2 separate regions of the Homo sapiens genome follow, and region 2 is linked to region 1. The links are chromatin contacts, found by Hi-C or POLR2A ChIA-PET in ENCODE. All regions are on one chromosome and are shown on one strand. Each heading gives the region's core, a stretch centred on a gene start or an enhancer-like site at or near the end of the contact. The rest is flanking DNA. Distances are from core to core; before and after follow the strand shown. Region 1 holds the start of COX8A (cytochrome c oxidase subunit 8A). Region 2 holds the start of EHD1 (EH domain containing 1).

What was found. A loop is a pair of places that touch in the nucleus more often than their neighbours do. ChIA-PET counts read pairs that join two places held with the same protein, here RNA polymerase II (POLR2A). Pooled maps may share reads with other maps.
Region 2: a loop to region 1 is called in a pooled map, with 5 times the contacts of the local background. The contact joins the promoter of EHD1 here to the promoter of COX8A in region 1. A Hi-C loop is called at or near these places in 4 of 50 pooled maps. POLR2A ChIA-PET finds 5 or more read pairs at or near these places in 2 of 52 experiments (IMR-90 and WTC11).

Annotation. Positions count from the first base shown.
Region 1 is chr11:63,970,290-63,977,841 of GRCh38, forward strand. COX8A (cytochrome c oxidase subunit 8A) reads left to right here and starts at 4,331. Exons shown (of 2, transcript NM_004074.3): 1 at 4,331-4,505; 2 at 5,936-6,254. The coding sequence starts at 4,392. The coding sequence ends at 6,031. It also overlaps the pseudogene RNU6-45P. RefSeq lists enhancers at 4,245-4,684, 6,982-7,552.
Region 2 is chr11:64,875,064-64,882,615 of GRCh38, forward strand. EHD1 (EH domain containing 1) reads right to left here and starts at 3,558. Exons shown (of 5, transcript NM_006795.4): 1 at 2,998-3,558. The coding sequence starts at 3,401. It overlaps MIR10392 (microRNA 10392), which reads right to left and starts at 3,546; the gene lies at 3,460-3,546. It also overlaps the pseudogene RPS16P6. RefSeq lists enhancers at 1,695-2,471, 2,135-2,234, 5,557-5,706, 5,877-5,926, 5,987-6,076 and silencers at 2,395-2,464, 3,315-3,364, 3,385-3,944.

The DNA of each region.
Region 1 (7,552 bases), core at 3,081-5,580:
GTCTCTACTAAAAATACAAAAATTATCCAGGCGTGGTGGCGTGCGCCTGTAATCCCAGCTACTGGGGAGGCTGAGGCAGGAGAATCACTTGAACCCAGGAGGCAGAGTTTGCAGTGAGCTGAGATGGTACCACGGCTCACCAGCCTGGGCTACAGAGCGAGACTCTGTCTAAAAAAAAAAGTGCTCGCTTTGGCAGCACATGTACTAAAATTGGAACGATACAGAGAAGATTAGCATGGCCCTTGTGCAAGGATGACACGCAAATTCGTGAAGCGTTCCATATTTTTGAAGGGATTACAAACCAAGAGATACAAGTGGCTTCTAGAAATTAGAAAATAAAAGGTAATGGATTCTGCCCTGGAGCCGTGACAAGAAATACTGGCCTTCTGACATCTTGATTTTATATTTCTGATCTTTAGAACTGTAAGAAAATGAATTTGTGTTGTTGTAAGCCAAAAGCAAACAAACAAAAAACTAGAATGGGGTGGGGAAGGTGAGGGAGCGATGAAGAGGGATGAGCTTGGGGCCTGGGAACACATCCCTCCAGAGGAAGCTCAGACACAGCTCCCCTTCTAGGGCACCGCGAGTTCATTGCAACCTTGCTGTGACACCACCCCCCCGCCCCACCACCATGGAAGAGAAACCATGGGCTGAGGTTTCTCTTCCAAAGCTCCTGTTTCTCAATCTCTTGCCATCCCATCGCCACCCCCTGCCACAGCCTTTGATGTTATTAACCTCAATGTCAAAACTGGAACTTCTGGGAAGTCCACCTCTGCAGCAGCATGTGTGGTGGCTAAAAGCATGGCTTTTGGAGGCAACAGAACTGCCCTGTAATCCTGGCAAGGCAGCCTTGTAGCTTCATGATCTTGATCAAGTCACCTGACTCTTCAGGCCTATTTCCTCATTTGTAAAAAATTCGAAATAGGGCAGGCGCAGTGGCTCCCGCCTGTAATCCCAGCATTTTGAGAGGCCACAGTGGGAGGATTGCTTGAGCCCAGGAGTTCAAGACTAGCCTGGGCAACATAGTGGGACCCTGCCTCTACAAAAAATAAAAAGCCAGGTATGGTGGTGTGTGCCTGTAGTCCCCAACTACTCGGGAAACTGAAGCAAGAGGATCACTTGAGCCTGGGAGGTCGAGGCTGCAGTGAGGTGTGGTCGTGACACTTCACTCCAGCCTAGGCGACAGAGCAAGACACTGTCTCAAAATAAAATAATTGAAATAATAATAGCATCTATTTCATGACATTATTGTAAACCTGGAATGAGATTGTACCATTAAGACCTGGCCCAGGGGCTGGTCCCACACCCCCTTTCTCATGTGCCTTCTACCTAGTTCAATACTGTTCAGCCTCCTGCAGTTTATAAACATTCTGAGTGTCTGGTTGGAAACAGTGGTGAACCAACACAGGCTCTGCCCTCAGGTGGCCCCTAGTCTTGATGGAGACCCACCATGTGGGGCAGGGCTGACACAGGTGTTGCTGGGCACAGAGGAGACACAGGCTTGGGGTGACCAGCGAAGGCATCCTGAGTAGTGCCACCCCACATATCTTCCTAGCACATCATGGTTTTATTTTCACCGTGACACTTACACAATAGTTTCTAATTAAGTGCCTGTTTATTGTCTGTTTTTTCCCTCCAGAAGTCAGCTTTGTGACAAGAAACTCTATCCACCTCGTTCATACTGGTGTCTACAATAGTTCCTAACACACAGTAGAGGCTAATAAATATTCACTGAATAAAGTAAGTGGTATCATTAACTGGAAGCCAGGAAGCAGGAGTTAGCATGGTGAAAAAGGCAGCCTGCATAGGAGCTGAAAAAATGAACATAAAATGCAGAAGCAACGCCGGGCACAGTGGCTCATGCCTGTAATCCCAGCACTTTGGGAGGCTGAGGCGGGCAGATGACATGAGGCCAGGAGTTCAAGACCAGCCTGGCCAACATGGCGAAACCCTGTCGCTATTAAAAATGCAAAAATTAGCCGGGTGTGGTGGCATACACCTGTAATCCCAGCTGCTTGGGAGGCTGAGGCAGGAGAATCGCTTGAGCCAGGGAGGTGGAGGTTGCAGTGAGCTGATATTGCACCACTGCACTCCAGCCTGGGTGATGCATGTCTCAAAAACAAAACCCAAAGTGCAGAGGCAAGGCCAGGTGCCCTGACAAATGCCTGTAATCCCAGCACTTTGGGAGGCTGATCTGGGTGGATCGCTTCAGCTCACGAGTTTGAGACTAGCCTGACTAACATAGCAAGACCCCCCTCCAGCTCTACAAACACTACAAAAATTAGGCTGGGCGCTGTGGCTCATGCCTGTAATCCCAGCACCTTGGGAGGCCAAGGTGGGTGGATCGCCTGAAGTCAGGAGTTCGAGACCAGCCTGGCCAACATGGTGAAACCTTGTCTCTACTAAAAATACAAAAAATAGCCGGGCATGGTGGCAGATGCCTGTAATCCCAGCTACTCAGGAGGCTGAGGCAGGAGAATTGCTTGAACCCGGGAGGCGGAGGTTGCAGAGAGCCAAGATAGTGCCACTGCACTCCAGCCTGGGCAACAGCGCAAGACTCTATTTCAAAAAAAAAAAAAAAAAAAAAAAGCCAGGCATGGTGGTGGGCACCTGTAATCCCAGCTACTTGGGAGGCTGAGGTGGGAGGTTGGCTTGAGTCTGGGAGGTGGAGGTTGCAAGGCTGCAGTGAGCCGAGATCACACCACACTCCACTCCAGCCTGGGCTTAGAGCTAGACCTTGTCTCAACATCAATAACAAAATGCAGAGTGCATTTTGAATGCAACAAAAGGCTTGTTGGTGGAAATCAGAGAGCAGGGTCGAAGGTGTGGAATATTGAAGAGTTTTGAGAGTTGAGGCTGGACAGTGACATCCGGGAATTGGGATTTTGACTAGGAAGCAATGGGGAGCCACTGAAAGTATATGACTTGGTCAGATTTAGGTTTAAAAAACCAAGAAGGAAGGGATGGGGGAGGGAGAGAGAGTGATAGGGTAGGAAGGAAGGGAAGTTGGCTGCTCCAGCATGGTAACTGGAATTGAAGAGTGTAATAGTAATTGAGGGAGGTTTGGTTACTAGGTCAGTGTCAGGAATTCTCAACAAAAACGACGGAGGCCTGGTGGAGAGGAGGGGACTCTCAATAGAGAGATTTTTTTTTTTTTTTTTTTTTGAGACGGAGTCTTGCTGTGTCGCCCAGGCTGGAGTGCAGTGGCGTGATCTCAGCTCACTGCAACCTCTGCCTACCGGGTTCAAGCAGTTCTCCTGCCTCAGCCTCCCTAGTAGCTGAGATTACAGGCATCTACCACCATGCCTGGCTATTTTTTGTATTCTTAGTCGAGATGGAGTCTCACCATGTTGGCCAGGCTGCTTTCGAACTTTTTTTATTGTTGTTTTTTATTTTTGAGATGGAGTTTCGCTCTTGTGGCCCAGTCTGGACTGCAATGGCTCAATCTCGGCTCACTGCAACTTCCGTCTCCTGGGTTCAGCAATTCTCCTGACTCAGCCTCCCGAGTAGCTGGAATTACAGGCGCCCACCACCATGCCCAGCTAATTTTTGTATTTTTAGTAGAGACGGGGTTTCACCATGTTGGCCAGTCTGGTCTCGAACTGTTGACCTCAGGTGATCCACCCGCCTCGGCCTCCCAAAATGTTGGGATTACAAGCGTGAGCCACTGCGCCCGGCCAATTTTTGTATTTTTCGTAGAGATGGGGTTTCACCATGCTGGCAAGACTGGTCTCAAACTCCTGACCTCAGATGATCTACCGGCCCCGGCCTCCCAAAGTGTTGGGATTACATGCGTGAGCCACTGCGCCCGGCCAATTTTTGTATTTTTCGTAGAGATGGGGTTTCACCATGCTGGCAAGACTGGTGTCAAACTCCTGACCTCAGATGATCTACCCGCCCCGGCCTCCCAAAGTGCTGGGATTAGAGGCGTGAGCCAACGCGCCCAGCCCGTACTTTTTTTTTTTTAGTACAGACGGCCTCCCAAAAGTTCTGAGATTACGGGCGTGAGCCACCACGCCCAGCCTGAATAGAGAGAGATTTAACAGTATGAATGAAGGGAGGAGTCAAGAACAGTTTAGGCTTCTCGCGTACATGATTGGGTGGCCCCAGATGTCATTCACAAGTATAAGCCTTGGAGGCGGAACATAACTCGAAGAAGAGCCCTTTTGTGCTCCGCCCATAGCGTAGGAAGGTGTCAATTGGCTGTTTCGAGGAACGCGCCAAAAACTGCCAAGGGCTGTGGGAGGTGTGTTCTTGCGTCATTTCCGAGAGACTTCCGCGCCGCAGTTTCCCTGCTTCCCCAGCTCCAGAACTTCCGGCCAGCGCAGCCATTTTGGCTTCCTGACCTTGGGCTACGGCTGACCGTTTTTTGTGGTGTACTCCGTGCCATCATGTCCGTCCTGACGCCGCTGCTGCTGCGGGGCTTGACAGGCTCGGCCCGGCGGCTCCCAGTGCCGCGCGCCAAGATCCATTCGTTGCCGCCGGAGGGGAAGCTTGGGATCATGGTGAGGAACGGGCCTGGAAGAGCGCGGGAGGCGCCGTGGGCTGACCCCTTCTGCCTAGCTGACCTCAGGTGGTCCTGAGAATGCCTCGCGCCCCGCAGCGTAGCGGGGAGCAGCAGTGCCGGTTTGGGCATGTCTGGAGGGCGCGAACGACGGGGACAGTGCCCGGGCGACAGTCGGGGCTGTCGGCGTTAGGTCTTTCCCCACAGCCCCAGGATCTCGGGTCTGGTCCTGTCAGGCCCTCCCTCTCCTGTCGCCTCCTCGCTGCGCCGCCTCCTGCCGACTTCTTTAGCCGCTCTGAGCCCATTTTCTCGTTGGTTCACTGGGGGATGCCTGACGCTGTCAGCGACGAAAATGGTTGTTACTGCTATTTATTTTATTTTATTTTATTTTACTTATTTATTTTGAGACGGGTTCTCGCTCTGTCGCCAGGCTGGAGTGCAGTGGCGCGATCTCGGCTCACTGCAGCCTCCGACTCCCGGGTTCAAGCGATTCTCCTGCCTCAGCCTCCCGAATAGCTGGGACTACAGGCGCGTGCCACCATGCCCAACTAAATTTTGTATTTTTAGTAGAGACGGGGTTTCACCATGTTGGCCAGGATGGTCTCGATCTCTTGACCTCGTGATCCGCCTGCCTCAACCTCCCAAAGTGCTGGGATTACAGGCGTGAGCCACTGCGCCCGGCCTGGGAGGGGGTTTTCAGGCAAGGAAGGATAGGTATCGTTTTGGAGTTACTGGCCCATGCAAGGATCCTGGGTCTTAACATACAGGCTTTGCTTTTTTTGTTTGTTGTTTGTTTTTTTGAGACGGAGTCTTGCTCTGTCACCCAGGCTGGAGTGCAGTGGTGCGATCTCGGCTTACTGCAACCTCCGCCTCCCAGGTTTAAGCCAAGCCATTCTCCTGCCTCAGTCTCCCGAGTAGCTGGGATCACAGGCGCCCGCCACCACTCCCGGCTAATTTTTTGTATTTTTAGTAGAGACGGGGTTTCACCATGTTGGTCAGGCTGGTCTCTAACTCCTGACCTTGTGATCCGCCCGCCTTGGCCTCCCAAATTGCTGGGATTACAGGTGTGAGCCACCATGCCCGGCCCAGACCAGCTTTAAAACAGGTTTCAATAAATCCTGCTTCCTGTCCCTTCCTTTACCATCTGGTGGTGCATTTCTCCCTGAACCCTAACCCCAGCTGTCTCTCCTTCCTCTCACTCTTCCCCCTCCTTATAACTGACCCTTTACCTCAAGGGTTAGCGTAGCTTTGGACCTGCTCTGTCTGCTCCGTGGAGCGTGGATTCCTTTAACGTGAGGATGCGGGGCCTCCCACTTGCCTCTGAGTCCTGGCTCCCTGAGCGGGGCTTTCTGCTGCCTGGGAACTGCAAGGACTTAGAGAGCCTAGGGGAATACTGACTCCGAGGTGCCTTCTTTCTTGTGCTCTGTGTAGGAATTGGCCGTTGGGCTTACCTCCTGCTTCGTGACCTTCCTCCTGCCAGCGGGCTGGATCCTGTCACACCTGGAGACCTACAGGAGGCCAGAGTGAAGGGGTCCGTTCTGTCCCTCACACTGTGACCTGACCAGCCCCACCGGCCCATCCTGGTCATGTTACTGCATTTGTGGCCGGCCTCCCCTGGATCATGTCATTCAATTCCAGTCACCTCTTCTGCAATCATGACCTCTTGATGTCTCCATGGTGACCTCCTTGGGGGTCACTGACCCTGCTTGGTGGGGTCCCCCTTGTAACAATAAAATCTATTTAAACTTTACTTCAGAAATTCATTGTGCCTTCCCTCCTGCCTGGGCTCATGCCTCCACTGGCACTGGGTGGAGGTGTGGAGAAGAGCGCCCGGCTGGCTGCCCTGTGGTAGGTTTTGTGTGCCTCAGCTGGACTCCTCGTGTGCTTCTGTACCTTTAAATGGTGCCTGGCTTCCTGGGAAGACAAAGCCTGTTGTCATTGTGCAGCTTTTCTGGCTCATCCCCTCCAGCTCCCTTGTTTGTGCAAAGCCCAATGGGCGTGTATGTGTCTGTGTGTGTGTGTGTGTGTGTGTGTGTGTGTGTGTGTGTGTGTCCCACTGGGGCTGGATCTTCAGCTAGAAGCCTTTCCTCTAAGGGGCCAGCCTTCTCTGGTCTTCCTTTTTGGTGGACTTCATTTCTTAGGTGCTGGTGCCCTTCCTAATTGGGGGTAGGGACTTTGCAGAATCTTGGCTTTTTTTTTTTTTTTTTTTTTTTTTTGAGACTGACTCCTGCTCTGTTGCCCAGGCTGGAGTGCAGTGATGCGATCTCGGCTCACTGCAACCTCCGCCTCTCAGGTTCAAGGGATTCTGCTGTTTCAGCCTCCTGAGGCATTACAGGCACCCACTACCACGCCCGGCTAATTTTTTTTTGTATTTTTAGTAGAGACGAGGTTTCACCATGTTGGCCAGGCTGGTCTCGAACTCCTCCTGACCTCAAGTGATCCACCCACCTTGGCCTCCCAGAGTGCTGAGATTACAGCCACTGCGCCTGGCAATCTTGCCTTTTTAATTTTTTTTTCAAGACAGAGTCTTGCTCTGTCACCCAGGCTGGAGTGCAGTGGTGTGATTTCGGTTCACTGCAACCTCTGCCTCTGGTGTTCAAGCAATTCTCCTGCCTCAGCCTCCTGAGTAGCTGGGATTACAGGCACATGCCACCACACCTGGCTAATTTCTGTATTCTTAGTAGAGATGGTATTTCACCATGTTGGCCAGGTCTCAAACTCTTGACCTTGTGATCCACCCTCCTCGTCCTCCCAAAATGCTGGGATTAACAGGCGTGAGAGACCGCTCCGTGCCCCCGCTTTTTTTTTTTTTTTTTTTGAGGCTAGACTGCAGTGGCGCAATCACAGCTCTGTAGCCTTGACTTTGACTGCAGCCTTGACCTCCCAGGCTCAAGCGATCCTCCCACCACAGGTTGTACCCCAGTAGCTGGGACTATAGGCATGTGCTACCACCATGCCTGGCTAGTTTCATCTTTTTTTTTTTTTTTTTGAGACTGAGTCTCACTCTGTTGCCCAGGCTGGAGTGTAGTGGAACAATCTCGACTCACT
Region 2 (7,552 bases), core at 2,308-4,807, 900 kb after region 1:
GACGCGCCATTCTCTGAAAGTCCGAGCAGGCTGAGGAAGAACAAAGCCGTGGAGAGGCTGGCGACTTGCGGGCCAGGGCTCAGCCACGCATATCTGAGTTTCACACTAAGCTTAGAACAGCCCAGAAAGGCAAGGGGCAGTCTCAGTTGAGAGCAGGGATCCTTCACTGGACGCAGAAAAAGCTCCTTTGAAAAGTTCTCTGAAAGGCCAGGCGTGGTGGCTCACGCCTGTAATCCTAGTACTTTGGGAGGCCAAGGCAGGCAGATCACTTGAGGTCAGGAGTTCACGACCAGCCTGGCCAACATGGTGAAACTCCATCTCTACCCAAAATAGAAAAATTAGCTGGGCATGGTGGCACGCGCCTGTAGTCCCAGCTACTCGGCAGGCTGAGGCAGGAGAATTGCTCGAACCCAGGAGGTGGAGCTTGCAGTGAGCCGAAATTGTGCGCCACTGCACTCCAGCCTGTGCAACAGAGCGAGACTCTGTCTCAAAAAAACAAACAAAAAACTTCTCTGAAAAAGGTAGTGAGAGCAAAGAAAAGACTGACCCATTATCTGTAGGACACAGACTTGAAGCTGCCTTTCCAACAGACGGGAGGACTCTGAGCCGATCAGCTTCTCCCTTTGGCCCCATCCCCCAGTGACCAGGGGCCCACGGGCAGAGGGCAGCTGGCCAGGGCAAGGGGTGCTCTGCAAGGCAGTGGAGCAAGACCAGCTGACCTGCAGGGCGAGCAAAACGTGGGCCTCACTCTCGCCAGTGCCAGTAGCAATGCATGAAGGCCAGTCCTGGCCTTCCTGCTGGGGACAGGAGGCGCTGGAGAGATGATTACAGAATAGAAGGATGGGAAGCAGAATTGGCTCTGGGAAATCACATACATAAAAATGCCTCATAAATGAGCCCAGAAAGTGAGTTAATATCTATAGGACCCAGAAACCAGTTGCTCTGCAGAGCCCAGGGTATATGGCAGAAAACAAGAAAGGGGAAGCAGCAAAGATGCCTCCGATTCCATCTCACCAAGAACGCACAGGTTTCATCTCGCACAAGTGGCAGTCCCAGTTATGCAATAAGTTTTTGCAAGACACTCTTAAGACACCCTGACTGCACCTTGCCTTGGTCTGCTCCAGCTGATTTTATTCTTAGAGCAGCCACATAGGGGGAGAAGGCCGGCAAGTCAAGTTCACGACTCAATGAGTCTCTTCAAGACTCAGCTGGGAGAGGCTGTATCAGCCAGAGAAAAGCCTCCTTTGTTGCACCCTCCTCGCCGGGCTCACTCCCCACACTACACATCCTGGCACAGCTCTGGGCCTCAGCGTGGGCTGATAGGGCCCTTTCGGCAGGGCCATCAGTGATCAGGGATCCTCTGGAGATGAGGTGGCAGCAAGAAGGAAATAAACGTGTGCCACCTCTCAGATCCTGTGGCACCAATGTCATCAAAGCACCGGTCTCGGACAAAGCAATCTCGAATTGCTCTTTTTCGGGTAGAAGCAGCAGAAAGCAGTAACTGGCTGTGCAAAAGCCAGGCAGTCAGTGCTGGCTGACCTAATGGGTGACTTCCACACATCAGCCAGACCCTCTGAACCTCGGTTTCCTGAACCAGTCAGGTGGGGGCTGCCAAGATGATGTCTAAGATCCTTCCAGCTCTGAAACTCTAGGCTTCCAAATTCAGAAAACTGGTCCTGTGCCATGTCTCTCCTTTCAAAAAAGGTGTGCCCTCACAAGGAAAGTGAAGAGGACTCCGCCTCTTCAGGACCCTTAGCCCAAAGGGCTGCACTCAACCTGGCCTTGACAGACAAACATCAACAGCCGTAAAACAGGAGGGCGGGCTGAAATGCCTGGAAGTGAACAGACCCTGCTGAAGGTCAGCTCTGTGCCTGGAGTAGGCCTGGCCACCAGCTTGGCTCTAGGGCAAGCTGCCCTGCACAGCTGGATGGCGTCTGGAAAGGAATGTGACCGTGCAGGGCGGGGACCTGGAAGGCAGGATTCAAAGATTCCTTCAGAGGCTCTTCGCTGGTGCAGAATTATGAAAGGCATGTGGAGTCCGTGAACGTGGGGTGGCAGGGAGGACAGGGTCTGTGAAGTACTTTGGTATGTCGCCTGGGGGTTGGGACGGGCATGTCTCGAGTTTCTCTGGAGAAAAGTGAGCTTGGGCATTGCACTCCTTGAGGGGCGGGAGCACTGTGTTTCATTCACAGCACTGAGACAGGCAGAGTCCTGGAGCTCACTCTCCTCGCGTGCAGAGGCCACTTAACTGGAAAAGTGAGGTCCAAGTGGGTGAAGGAACCTCAGATTCTGTCCCTCAGTGCACAGAAGGGCTTAGGGCCAGAATCTCATTGCAGGGCTCCCACTGCCACCACCTCATCCTGCTTCCTGAAACCCCTCAGGGCAGCACTGACCTCTTGAGAGCTGCCATTGGGAGAAGTGTTCGAACCTCAACTGTCCCCTGCCTCCAAGGGGCTGCCCCAAAGTCAGCAAGCCACAGCCGATCCTCCTCCTCCCTCCTACACAAAACCACCGTCCCAGGGGAGGCAGAGCAGACCCACACCGCACCAGAGAAGGGAATGGCTAAAAGTTTCATTGTGTTTTGCTATTGACACTTAAGAAGACAGGGAGGGGAGGGTTGATTTCCGTGAATTAGGTGCATCCAGCCTGCGGGACGGAGGTGGAGACCAAGAAAAGGAGCGCAGGAATGGCTCAGCTTCCTACTGCGGCCCTGCTGCTGAGGGGAGTGGGGCTGGGATCTGCAGGAGGGCTTGGTGGTTACCCTGGAAGATTCTGGGGAGGACAGAAGCTGGGGGAGCCGACAACGCCCACTCTTAGACCCCCAGTGGGTTTACTCTGGGAAGGGGCAGGGCCCTTGGACCAGGGAGTGGTCACTGAGGGTCTCACTGGGGCCTCGGAGACAAAGGACGGCGGGGCGACAGCCACGGGAGGGTCAGGCTCCGAGTGAGGGGTGTGCCCCGGACGCGCCCCCCGCCCCCTGGAGTGATGGGTGGGTACCTGTTGAGGAAAGCGTTGCCAAACGCGTTGAGCTTGCGGAAGGGGCGCCGCGGGTCCACCACGAGCGCGTTGCCCGGCACCACGCCCTCAGTGGGGCCGTGCATGACGGCGATGAAGGAGTCGGTGGTGGGCTCGGGCCCGATGCGCATCCCCGGGAAGTCCTGCTCGATCAGGTGTCGGATGAAGGTGGTCTTGCCCGTGCTGTACTGCCCCACGAGGAGCACCATAGGCTTGTTGTCGAAGTCAGCGTCCTCCAGCGCGGGCGAGTGGAACTCGTGGAAGCGGTAGTGCTCCTCCAGGGGTAGCAGCTTCTGCGCGTACAGCTGCCGCAGCCCCTCAGCCACCGTCTGGAAGAGCTCCGGCTCCTTCTTGCGGCGGGCATCCTTGCTGACCCAGCTGAACATACTGCCGGACACGGGGCTGGCTGCTGCGGGGCAGAGCGGCGGCTGAGAGCGGGGCGAGGGTGCGGAGCCGAGGCGGGGCCGGCCGGGGCAGGGAATCGGGAGCGACCCACACTGCGCAGGCGCACAGCCCAGCCCGTCGAAGCGCCCTCTGCCGAATGCTGCGCACCCCTCGCGGAGCGGCCTTTATAGGGTCGGTCCCTCAGTGGCGGCTAGCGCCGCCGCGGCGGGGGCAGGGCGGAATTGGGGGCGGTAGGGAGGAGCCCCTCCCAGCCCCGCCCCTCCGACTGGTGCCACGTCTTCCCCTACCCCGCCCCCATTGGCTGATTCCAAATCTCGCGAGGCTGTGGTCCGGGTGCCGTGGCAACCGCACCTGTTTCGCCCCGCCCCTCGTAGGGAGGCTCGCGAAAGTGCTGCGGTTAGGAAGGCGAGGAGCGGGCGTTCGGCGGAGACGGCCTCTGGGCCGCGCGCCTTCCGGCACCGTGGCCCCCCCACACCCCCGCGGGATGGCTCCACGAGACACCCAGTCAGGCACCCTGGTTCCCTGACTACGCGCCGCGCCCGCCGTTCGCCACGTGCGGTCCTCCAGCTGGCTCGGAATCCCCGGAAGCATCGGAGTACCCCCAGGCGGCGGCACCTCCTCCTCTCAGCCCAGCTTCCCAGACACACACTGTCTTTGTCCCCTCATCTTTTATCTGCTTTGGGAGAGGGAGAGACAGGAAAGTGGTAGCAGAGCAAGCTGAGGGAGTAGAGAATCCGGGGCGGGCTGGTGACTGGGGAAAGAAAAATGGGCAGCGAGAGGCCTGACCTCCCCTCAGGCCGACGGGGTGGGAATGGGAGAGGGACGCAAGCGAGGGAGGACATGGGTGACACCGGACTCGCGCGGGAGAAGAGAAGGCTTCCCCACAAAGGCTATAGCTGGGGCAAGGCAGGGAGGGCATGAGGAGGAAGTTGAGGCTCTCTGGCCACTTGCGTATTGGGAAGTGAAATCGGAAATTCCCTATGTGGGGAAGAGGGGAAGTGTGGGGGCAACAATGAAATCTTGTGGGAATTTAGGGGGAAGTTTAAAAACCCAAATACTTCCACTTTCCTCTCGGGGTCACCACCATTTACCATCATTTACTGGGATCTGTGCCCTACCTCCCCTTACCAGTTCCTGGCTGTTCCATGGGGCTCACTCCCCCGCCATCCTCCCCGGCCACACACAGACCCCTTTGGCTGTCCAGGCTGGTGAGAATCTTCAGTGGGTGATGTCAGAGCTTTGGGGACTGATTGTTATGTAACCAGTATCAAGACACCAACCTGTGGTAGCAGGACCCTGGGGGCTCTTAAAGAGATCTGAATTGAACCTGCGACTTTGAAAGCCTCAGGTCCAACTTCCTCGCTTCTGGGAGATGTGGAAGCCTGGAGGGCTAGGGGCCTGTATCAGGGGATAACTTGGGCTGGTAGGCTAAGAGGAAGAGGCAGGAACTCAAATCTGAGAACGGGGGATATCTCAGGGGAACTGAGTGGTGGAATCTAGAGAGGACACGATGGGAGGTTTGTTCGCCTACCGCTTGTAAGATCCCTTCCGAGGGAATAGATAGTTCCCTTGCCCTCCCCTCTTGCTCCCTAACCATTGGAGAGCGGATAAGTAATTCCAACCCTGCCTGCAATCTTACGCCCCTTAGTGCTTTGATTTGATTCTTTTCATCATAGTAAAGCACACAAGCTACTGCCCCCCCCCTTTTTTTTTTTTTTTTTTTTTTTTGGTGTTATTCTCAAAAGAAGATACTGAGGCTCCTAGGCAGAGCTGTCACCAGAGGCTGCATGCCAATTGGTGACGAGGAGCCTCCGGCGGGCCTAGTCCAGACTTCCCGGGTCAGCCTTAGAAGCCACAGTGTTTGCCTCCTACTCAGCACTGTTAGGGATCCACCCCGGAGATGCAGTTTCTGGGTTGATCTAGGGAAGGGCCCAGGGCTGAGGATCCTGAATGAAGTAGTTGTTCAGTCGTCTCAATGAGGCTGCTCCAAACTGGCGCCCCGGCAGCATTCTCATTGACGCGCCATGGTTTTCAAATCTCCCCAGAGCCCTGTGTGCTGGGAAAACCCAGCCCTAGAAAACTGAAAACAACAAAATGTTCCTGGGTTATTTATAAACAAAACCCAGACCCTGTCGTTATGTATGGCCACTTGACTTTCTCCAAAGATCTTAAAGGACTGAAAGAAGGGATCTCTGTCACCCTGGTGAGGCCCACGTGACCAGCAATTAGTTTCCCCCAATTTCATGGAGTTGGCACCCAGCTTCCAGGCAGCTTCCTTATCTTGTCATGCCCCACACCGAAAATGTCCTAATTTTTTTTTCTTTTGTGTTTTCTGAGTAGGGCAGTTTGTTTGGTGGGAAAGTTGTATAAAATGTGAATGCACCCTTTCACTTTTGGTTTCTCCGCTGTTTCACTTTCTGCCTGTCTGCCTGAGCCCATGGCAGATTGATGGAGGGTTCAAGTATTTTTCTTTTATCTCAGAAACTGTGCCATCCCCCACTCCCAGTGTTTTATTCTTCAGTTAATAAATCCATTCCCTGCAAACCCAGGGCCTTGAGGTACCCCCTAGCTCTCCTCAGAAACGCCCTCATCCAGCAGAAAGGGGCCTCACCTCCCCTCTAAGTGGTCTGCTTGGTCCTGTCATGGCCTGATCTAGGAAAACATCTACAAGGTCCCTAGAGACAACTTAAAAAAAAAAGGCCAGGTGCAGTAGCTCATGTCTGTAATCCCAGCACTTTGGGAGGCCGATGCAAGCAGATCACCTGAGATCAAGACCACCCTGGCCAATATCACAAAACCCCGTCTCTACTAAAAATACAAAAATTAGCCAGGTATGGTGGCGTGTGCCTGTAATCCCAGCTACTGAGGAGGCTGAGGCAGGAGAATCGCTTGAACCCGTGAGGTGGAGGTTGCAGTGAGCCAAGATCGCACCACTGCATTCTAACCTGGGCAACAGAAGGAGACTCCATCTCAAAAAAAAAAAAAAAAAGAGAGGTGCCTTTTCCGCTTGCGGTGCCGTGCAGTGAGGAGCTCTTATCTGTGCTCTTGGCTATGCCATCCAAGGGCCAGCTGCAGTCCGTGCAATCCACTGCAAACATGGCAGTGGCCTCATCAAGGTGAATGGATGGCCCCTGGAGATGATGGAGCCGAGCGCTGCAATTCAAGCTGCTGGAACTAGTTCCTAGTTCTGCCTCTGGGCAAGGAGCAATTTGCTGACATGCACACGCATGTTTGTGTGAAGGGTGGTGGTCATGTGACCCAGATTTATGCTATCAACATCAGTCCATCTCCAAAGCCTTAGTGGCCTATTACCGGAAATAAATGGATGAGGCTTCCAAAAGGACCAGAGGCATCCTCATCCAGCATGACTGGACCCTGTCAGTAGCTGACCCCCGTTGCTGCAAATCCAAAAACGTTGGAGGCCCTGGTACCTATGCTTGCTACCAGAAATCGTACCAATAAGCCCATCACAGGGACCAGGATTCACCTATATAATAAACTATGTTTGAGAGTGTTTTTTTTTTTTTGAGACAGAGTCTCACTCTGTGTCACCCAAGCTGGAGTGCAATGGTGCGATCTCAGCTCACTGCAACCTCCACCTCCTGGGTTCAAGTGATTATCCTGCCTTAGCCTCCCAAGTAGGTGGGATTACAGGCGCCTGCCACCATGCCTGGCTAATTTTTTGTATTTTTAGTAGAGACTACTAAAAATACATGTTGGTCAGGCTGGTCTCGAACCCCTGACCTCAAGTAATACACCCACCTCAGCCTCCCAAAATGCTGGGATTACAGGCATGAGCCACCGCACCCAGTCGATATTTTTTTTTTAAGGAGTTTTTCTCCAAATATGGCAGAAAAATCGAGCTGAGAAAAACCAAAACATAGGTTTCTCCCTGGGATGAGGAGTGGTTCATTCTTTCCACTGACAGAGTTTGCATATCAGCACAGATTTTTGTTCTCACAGTCATGAGATTTGGGCAACAAATCAGTTTTCCCGACACAAGGTGAGGAACTGAGGAGGACTGTTCTTTTGAATGCCGGGTCTCCCACACTGGCAAGAAGAGTGTCCTCTCCACACCATGAGGCCTTTCTCTTGCAGCAGCTGTGGCCCTTGGGTGATGGCTCTGGGGAGA